Linked DNA regions of Homo sapiens: all the other regions are linked to region 1. Evidence: chromatin loops called from intact Hi-C (ENCODE). Cell type or tissue: gastrocnemius medialis. All regions are shown on one strand.

The links. Peaks named below come from ENCODE experiments on the same cell type or tissue, not always from the same donor. Only the 100,000 strongest peaks of a DNase experiment are listed, where the experiment ranks them.
Region 2: a loop joins it to region 1, with 2.5 times the contacts of the local background. A loop is called at or near these places in 3 of 110 quality-filtered maps.
Region 3: a loop joins it to region 1, with 1.8 times the contacts of the local background. A loop is called at or near these places in 2 of 110 quality-filtered maps.

The regions. Positions count from the first base shown.
Region 1 is chr13:43,515,305-43,517,804 of GRCh38, reverse strand. The region is part of intron 2 of ENOX1 (ecto-NOX disulfide-thiol exchanger 1); the gene reads left to right. Among named protein-coding and RNA genes, the nearest start is that of ENOX1-AS2, 68 kb to the right of the region's middle. In gastrocnemius medialis, no CTCF peak of the experiment used is centred here; a DNase peak (open chromatin) is centred at 1,274; H3K27ac peaks cover 1,147 bases.
Region 2 is chr13:43,463,447-43,465,946 of GRCh38, reverse strand. All of the region lies in intron 3 of ENOX1 (ecto-NOX disulfide-thiol exchanger 1), which reads left to right. Among named protein-coding and RNA genes, the nearest start is that of ENOX1-AS2, 16 kb to the right of the region's middle. In gastrocnemius medialis, no CTCF peak of the experiment used is centred here; a DNase peak (open chromatin) is centred at 1,226; H3K27ac peaks cover 1,308 bases.
Region 3 is chr13:43,364,024-43,366,523 of GRCh38, reverse strand. All of the region lies in intron 5 of ENOX1 (ecto-NOX disulfide-thiol exchanger 1), which reads left to right. Among named protein-coding and RNA genes, the nearest start is that of ENOX1-AS2, 84 kb to the left of the region's middle. In gastrocnemius medialis, no CTCF peak of the experiment used is centred here; no DNase peak of the experiment used is centred here; H3K4me3 peaks cover 801 bases; H3K27ac peaks cover 1,316 bases.

The DNA of each region.
Region 1 (2,500 bases):
AGCACTAATCCCATTCTAGTGATGTAGTCACCTCCCAAAGGCCCGCACCACTGAATAACATCACCTTGGAGGTTAGGATTTCAACATATGAATTTTGGGGAGACACACACATTCAGACCATAGTAGCAGAGATAACTGGCCCATACTGGAGTTGATTAAACCTGTGACCATAGGCAGAGGGCACTCACTCCTGAACTTCTGGTCAAAGACATTGATTGGGATTTATTCCATGAGATATGGCTTTCACAGAACTCCATATTTCACATGAAACTTGTAGAGACCTACAAACTTAAGGGCATTTTTTATGAGACAGGGTTTCACTCTTGTTGCCCAGGCTGGAGTGCAATGGCGCGATCTGGGCTCATTGCAACCTCCAACTGCTAGGTTCAAGTGATTCTTCTGCCTCAGCTTCCCAAATAGCTGGGGTTACAGGCACCTACCACCACGCCCAGCTAATTTTTGTATTTTTAGTAGAGACCGGGTTTCACCATGTTGGCCAGGCTGGTCTTGAACTCCTGACCTCAAGGTGATCCACCCGCCTCGGCCTCCCAAAGTGCTGGGATTACAGGCTTCAGCCACCACACCCAGCCTAAGGACATTTTTCTTAAATGACCAGGCCAAAAGCTCCGTAAACATATATTCCACCATAAAATATAATTGTGAGGCACACTCTAGTCTGTATTCTGTAACACACATTGTTTATTTGTGTGGTAATCTGTGCCTTCCATCACTGGATTAGCATAATGGCTTTAGCCTGTTTTCATCTTAGGGTATTGTTTAGAAGGAAAAATTAATATGCTCTGTTTCTACTAATCACAAATTCCATTTTGTATTTCTTTGATATACATTCTTTGATGTGACAGAAAACTCAAAATCTTTTTCAAGGAAGAAAATGGCAGTGAATGTGTTTAACATGTACACAATCTCAAGAGCTTAGAAAACTACACAAAATGGGGAAGCTAATATTCTGTGTGTTTGGGGCTGCTTTGTTTGAGGAATTTAATTTACAACCCTGGTGGCTTTCTAGGCATGTAAGAAATTCTTCTTCCCCAACACTGTAGAACATTTTGCAACTATCCTGTTTGATTTACTACACCACTGAGAGAACAAGCTAGATAAAATACCAACTAGAGTTTTCCAGAAGCGGGAGCCAAAGAACCAAAGTACTGCAGCTTTGTTCTTCCCTGTTGCTCCCTATGTTCTTGTGCAAAAGAATTTTGTTTTTCCCAGATGGCTTTGATGGTCATTGCAGAGCAGGGAAACATGATCCTTCAGTAGACAGGAGAGCAGAGTTCTCAAAATCCTTGCTTCTGCCAGCTGGAGAGAAAAGGACTGAATTCACAAGCTGTTTCATGTCCCCATCTGCTTACATGTTGATAGCACTGAGGCAAACCTTCTCTAACGTGTACACTCCCTTTTGTGCAACAGGAGTGTCCTTGAAAAGCTGTGTCTAATTCACATTTTTAGATCCCGTAGAAGCTTTCCCACTGACTTACATCATGACTTCAAAGATGTTTTATCTGATACTGGATTGATCTCCAGTTGGCAGTGGCTTTACCTTTCAGTCCTTTAGGCTTTCTGTCAAGACATTAATGATATGTCAATGAACACAGGGATTCAGAAACTTTTGGTAAATTCTGTTATAAAGGGAATAACCATTCTTTACTGTATATTCCACCATTCACTTATTCCACAAGCATCTATGGAGTTCCCGCTGACTGCTAGATACTTAGGGCAGAAAATAAATAAGGCTCAATATCTACCCTTAGGAAGTTCTAGTTTCCTGTGGAAAATAGGCTTAGATTTGCAGGTATAGGTTAGTATAATTAGTGCCAGGAGGCTTGTGTGCACTAGGCCCTGGGAACAAAAATGAGGGACATCAGGCTCACTCTGGACATCCAGGAAGTGTCCAGGTTTTGTCAGATTAGGAGGGCATACATGGCATGTTAGCAGGGAGAACAGCTGTGAAGGCATTGGAGTATGGAGCAGGACATCCTGGAGGAACTCTGATCTGTTCCATGAAGCTCAGAGCAAAGATTTCCACGAGCAGTTGCTCTCCAGCACTTTTCAGTGACTGTGATTCTTTGTTTGAAGCTGTAGCACTAGCATAGTGTAGTGGTTGACAAATGGACTCTGGAGCCAGATGGCCCAGGATCACATCTTGTGTGTAATTTGAGGGAAGTCCCTTTAGCTTTTCTGTGCCTAAGTCTCCTTATCTATAACATGAGTATTGTAATACTATTATCTACCTTGTAAGGTTGTTGTGAGAATTTAATCAATTAACAAGACCTAGGATGTAGAAAATATTATATAAGTATTTGACTTGTTCCTAAGACAACCCAGGCAATTAATTTAAAGATCCCAGAAGCATTTCTGATGAAAAACGGATACTCCAAAGTTTAGGAATAGAAGAAAAGACTTAGCCTTTCTGTAACTCTACTATGAATGAAAATTACCTAGGGACCTCATTAAAATGCAGATTCTTGGCCCCACTCTCAGA
Region 2 (2,500 bases), 52 kb after region 1:
TTATATATTATTATTTTAAAGTAACAGAAATCTCTTCAAAAGAAGACCCAAATACTGAGGCTGAACAAATAAATGAATGGATGGTAGGTGGTGCAAGCCAGGTTTCTCATTGTCAGGACAATTTCCATAAGCTAGGAGAGGGGGCTGCAACAAACCCTGTAATGCTGGATTAGAGTTGGACATATCAGCTAACTTCATGTTAGCTTAACTACTATTTAATTTGATAAATATGCATACGGACAGACACAGAAACAATTATAGACATGTGCATATAACTGGGTTTGAATATGTATTTATACTTCTTGGCTCTTTCTGCTGAGGGGGCCTGGGAGCAGTGATACCTCAGTAGCATCAAGCACATGCAGTGCCCAGACCGTGGTTTCTAAATATTATCCTCCAATAATAGGAACTAGGGATCCTCAGAGAAATGACTGAGTTTGTGGCTGGGACAGTAAAAATACAAGATCTTGGAGCACATGGTATGCCCTAAAAAAATAAGTGCTCAAAAAACAAAAAGATGTAGGCATGTGAAAGGCATACAGGAACCAATTTAATAGAGCTCCCAGAGACCAAAGCTGGAACAATTTGAGCCACAAAATAAATAACATGGTATTTGATTATAACCGAAAGTATAAAATAAATGTCTGAGTTCATCCTAATATAAATAAACAATCGAACAAATAAATAAATAGAGTCTTTCTTCTAAAAGAATTCCAAATAGTACAGGTAGATATATCCACCTTCAGATAGTGAAGCTTACCCTCCCCCTTAAATGTGGGCTGGATTTATGACTGGCTTCCAAAGAGGGGAAATAGTAACTTCACAGTGAAAAAGCCTGGTAAACATTATCTTAACCAGGTGATCAAGGTTAACATCACCATGATAAATCAGGCTGATGTCATTTGCCTGCCCCCTGATGTGATGTGATGAGAAGTTTACCTTACCTCGGTGATATTCTTCCCAATAACCCTAATCAGCCAAAAGTGAGGGCATGCTTTAAAAATACTTGGCTAATACACATCAAGACCGTCAATGTCATGGGAAGCAAGAAAAAACTGAGAAACTGTCACAGACCAAAAAAGACTGAAGAGACATGATGACACAATGCAATGTGATATCCTAGACTGGACTGGATCCTGGAACAGAGAAAGGACATTAATAGAAAGACTGGTAAAATCCAAATGAAGTCTGGAGTTGAGTTAGTAGTGATGCACCAATGTTGGCTTCTTAGTTGTCACAAACGTACCAGGCCATGGTAATGTGAGATGTTAACAGTGGGGGAAAGTGGGGGAGGAGTATGTAGGAACTCTTTCTATTATCTTTGCAATTTTTTCTGCAAATTTAAGATTATTCCAGTATAAAAAATTGTCAAAAACACTAATAATAAGAAGGCCCAAAAGGTGAAACAGATATTGGCAAAGCTCTTGTGGTATGAGTAGAGGTACAGGGCCTGAGTCCTGACTGCTCAGCCTCTTCTCACTCCTCACTCCCTTCCAGGCTGCCTCCCTCCTTCCCCAGGTCCCCAGGGTTCTCTGTCACATATTCTGAAAAGTACTGCCCTGCAGAACTAAATGCAAGCTCCTCAACATATCTTCTGGGGCCCTTCATATTCTTACCCTTGTCTAGCTTTCATCTTCATCATCTGTTGACCTCTTGCCTCCTATATTTATTTCTGTATTTATTTCCTTCATATATTTTGAAGGCACTTTTTTTCCTCAAGCAGATCCTGACCTTCTTGTTGATTTTGAACATGCTACTTTTTTCAGCTTGGAAGACCATTCTCAAGCTTACTCACCCTCAAAAACTCTTCAGAAATCATCTTAGAATTCAGCTTAAGAGTGAGCCTTCTCTTGAAAGACTCTAAGGGAAAGGGACACCTTTCTGAAATGTTTCTACAATAGCACATGGTTCTAGTTGCCTGTGTGTGTGCCTGTAAGCATGCCTCTTGCCTGCAAATAGTCCACAACCTCCTTAAGGAGATGTCATTCGTCTCTCTCTGCCAAATGTCAAGCACAGTACCTGCACATAGTAGGTATTCAATAACTGTCAAATAAATGAATGGATGAATAAGAGTAGCAATTTTATTGAAATTGGATTATTTTCTTTTTTGTAGTCTTCTAATTTATTTGAATCTAGTTGTCATGAAAATACAAATTCAACGTTTTAATAAGCAAATTGATCCCAGTTTGCCAGTTTAAAAGAAAAGCATTGGCTTTTTAGGAGTAAGTACTAGCCTCGATTCAGCCGGCATGTGTACAACATATTGAGAGGGGTTGGGTATTTTTTCCTTTAAATAACAAAAATTTCACATGGTGCGTACTTTACAGTAAATGAAATAAGTACTGTAGTGTTGCTTTTTCAGTCTGCTGGTGTTTGAAGTAGTTGTCAGTAAAGCTAGCTGCATACATTTATCTTCATTAGCCATTCCAAGGTGATGCTTTTTGATGCAGGTGGCCCAGCTCTTCCCAGGCACTTTAATTTGCCAATTATTGTACCCACT
Region 3 (2,500 bases), 150 kb after region 1:
CAGGCAGATCACGAGGTCAGGAGATCGAGACCATCCTGGCTAACACGGTGAAACCCCGTCTCTACTAAAAATACAAAAAAAATTAGCCAGGCATGGTGGCGGGCGCCTGTAGTCCCAGCTACTCAGGAGGCTGAGGCAGGAGAATGGCATGAACCCAGGAGGCGGAGCTTGCAGTGAGCTGAGATTGTGCCATTGTACTCCAGCCTGGATGACAGTGCAACACTCATGTCAAAAAAAAAAAGCTGGTCAGCCTTAGGTCATCCAGCTGTGCCAGATCCCTTGACTTTAAGATCACCTTTTTTAAAATGTTCACTTTTCCTCTGCTGTTCACAAAACAGTTTTTTAAGAATGCTTGAAAAAAGAAAACATGGAATGAAAAAGAGCATTACTTTAATAGTTTACAAATTCAATGACATTATAGAACAACAAGACTTGTCAATTGCAATAGGAGACTTCTGAAAAAGTTTCTCCACTGGAAACTTCTGGTAAACAGAATGTCTTCAGGTATCACGTGGCTTCTCTGCAGAGTGATGATAGGTCAGTAATTTTAACCCAGTAATTCTGGAAAAAGAAGCAGCACAATTGCATGTTTGTTAGAGCCCTTCCAGCCTGTCTCTGTGCCCTGCACAAGTCCTGGGACCTGGCCCCACACACTTACTCTGTCCCTGGACTTGAGGGTCCATCTGGCGTCAGGCGGGAGGAAGGGGGCTCTGGAGCCCTGCATTCTAAGACTCAGCATCCAAGCAGGCTTTATGCTGGTCAGGCTGTGACCTGTGCTCCGTATCTGATAACTGAGGGGTCTATCTCCTTCCCCAAACCCCAGGCTTCTATTTTGTTGTCTGAATCCTGTCTTGCTTCTCCTGCCTGAATCCTGGCTTAGGTAACCTGCCAATTGGCCTAGTATTTCTCAACTTATGACTCCATGATGTTCCTGCAAACTTTATTTCCCCTGGGCTGGGTCTGAACCCTGGACCAGGGGGTGCAGGCCCTGTGACCTGTAGACAGAGTCCTCTGGGCAGCTGCCCCACCTGGACCTGTGTTTTATCTGCGCTAATAATCTCTGTGTTCAGCCACTTTGTCAGGACACCCTCAGCCCAGGACTACACCTGTAATGCAGCCATTTAGCCTGATTACTGCCTCTTTCTCTTATTATTTTCTTAAAACGCTATGTTCTTCCTTCCAGACCAGACTTGTTCCTAGTACTGACAACTTCTCTCTGTCCCTCCTCCCTGCCCACACCTAACCTAGTTAGTATGCCCAGCCTTGCCTGGCAAGAGGCCTCAACTGCCTTTCTTTCAAATGAAATCTAGTTCTCATCTCAAATATGAGACTCTTAACTGAGGCATTGACTAGAAAGGGCAGAAAAGGAGCAAGGCATGGCTAGCGGGCAGCAGACAAAGAGAGAAGAAGTGAGGAAGGGCGGCCCAGGCACCGGAGCCCTGGCCTGGCAGGGTGCATCTCTGACTCTGAGTTCCAGGGAGAGCAAAGTTGAAATTCACTAGCTTGAACAGCAGGGTCTCTCTGATCTGATCTAATTCCTGCAGTCTCTCCAGACATTGTGGCCACACTGCCAGATGCACACCATGAAAGAGCCATGAAAAATTGTTTGGAATTCCCCAGGCCTACCAGGCTCTCTCCCAGCAATTCCCTTCCTGGACTCTCTCTGTGTCCTCTGAGCCTCAGCTCATGTGTCCCGACTCTTTTGCTGAGTTTGGTTCCCATCCTTTATCCTCTCCTCAAACTCAAGTGGGGAACTTACTACTGTTACCTCTGTAACTCCAGATCCTGGCAGTCATACGTGCCCAGGAAATGCTGAATGGATCTTTAATTCAAATGAATGAGTGCTTTAATTAATTCAACTGCCATGCCTCTAAAATCCTGAACACAAAGCCCCAACCTGCCTTCTGAAAAATGCTCATCCAATTGATAAAACACTGGCCTGTGAATCAGTAAACAGGATTTTTTTTTGTTTGTTTTCATCTCGTCCAACTGGGAACAGACAACCAAAAAGAAACCTTTGCCGAGCCTTGGCTGTGGCCAGTCTCTGCTTGGAGCCGGCAACACAGAGAGGAGCCAGACAGGGCCACGGTCTGTGATGAATAACCCTTCCTTCCTGTCATTTCAGTACAGTTGTGATAAAGTTCTACTGTATACGTAATTGGATTCTTTCTTGCTGTGATTTAAGCAGTCCTCCTCTTTGCGCTGAGTAGAATTACAACTCATTATCTCTGAAGCTCACAGGGGCAGCTTTTCCTAACAGGGCATGGAACTGATTCTTCGGGTTGCGCTGCCTTCTCCCCTTTGTCTTCCTGTGTTTGTGTCTTCCTCGATTTTCAGTTTGTGCGTTTGCTTTAATGAGCGAGTACATCATATGCTCCTGTGCTGTTAGAGAAAACAATTTCCATCTTTACATATATTGTTAAAAAAGTAATGGGTTCTTTTTTTTTCTTAAAGTCTAATCCTTCCTTACTTTCTCCTCTCAAATACTGAATCTCCAATC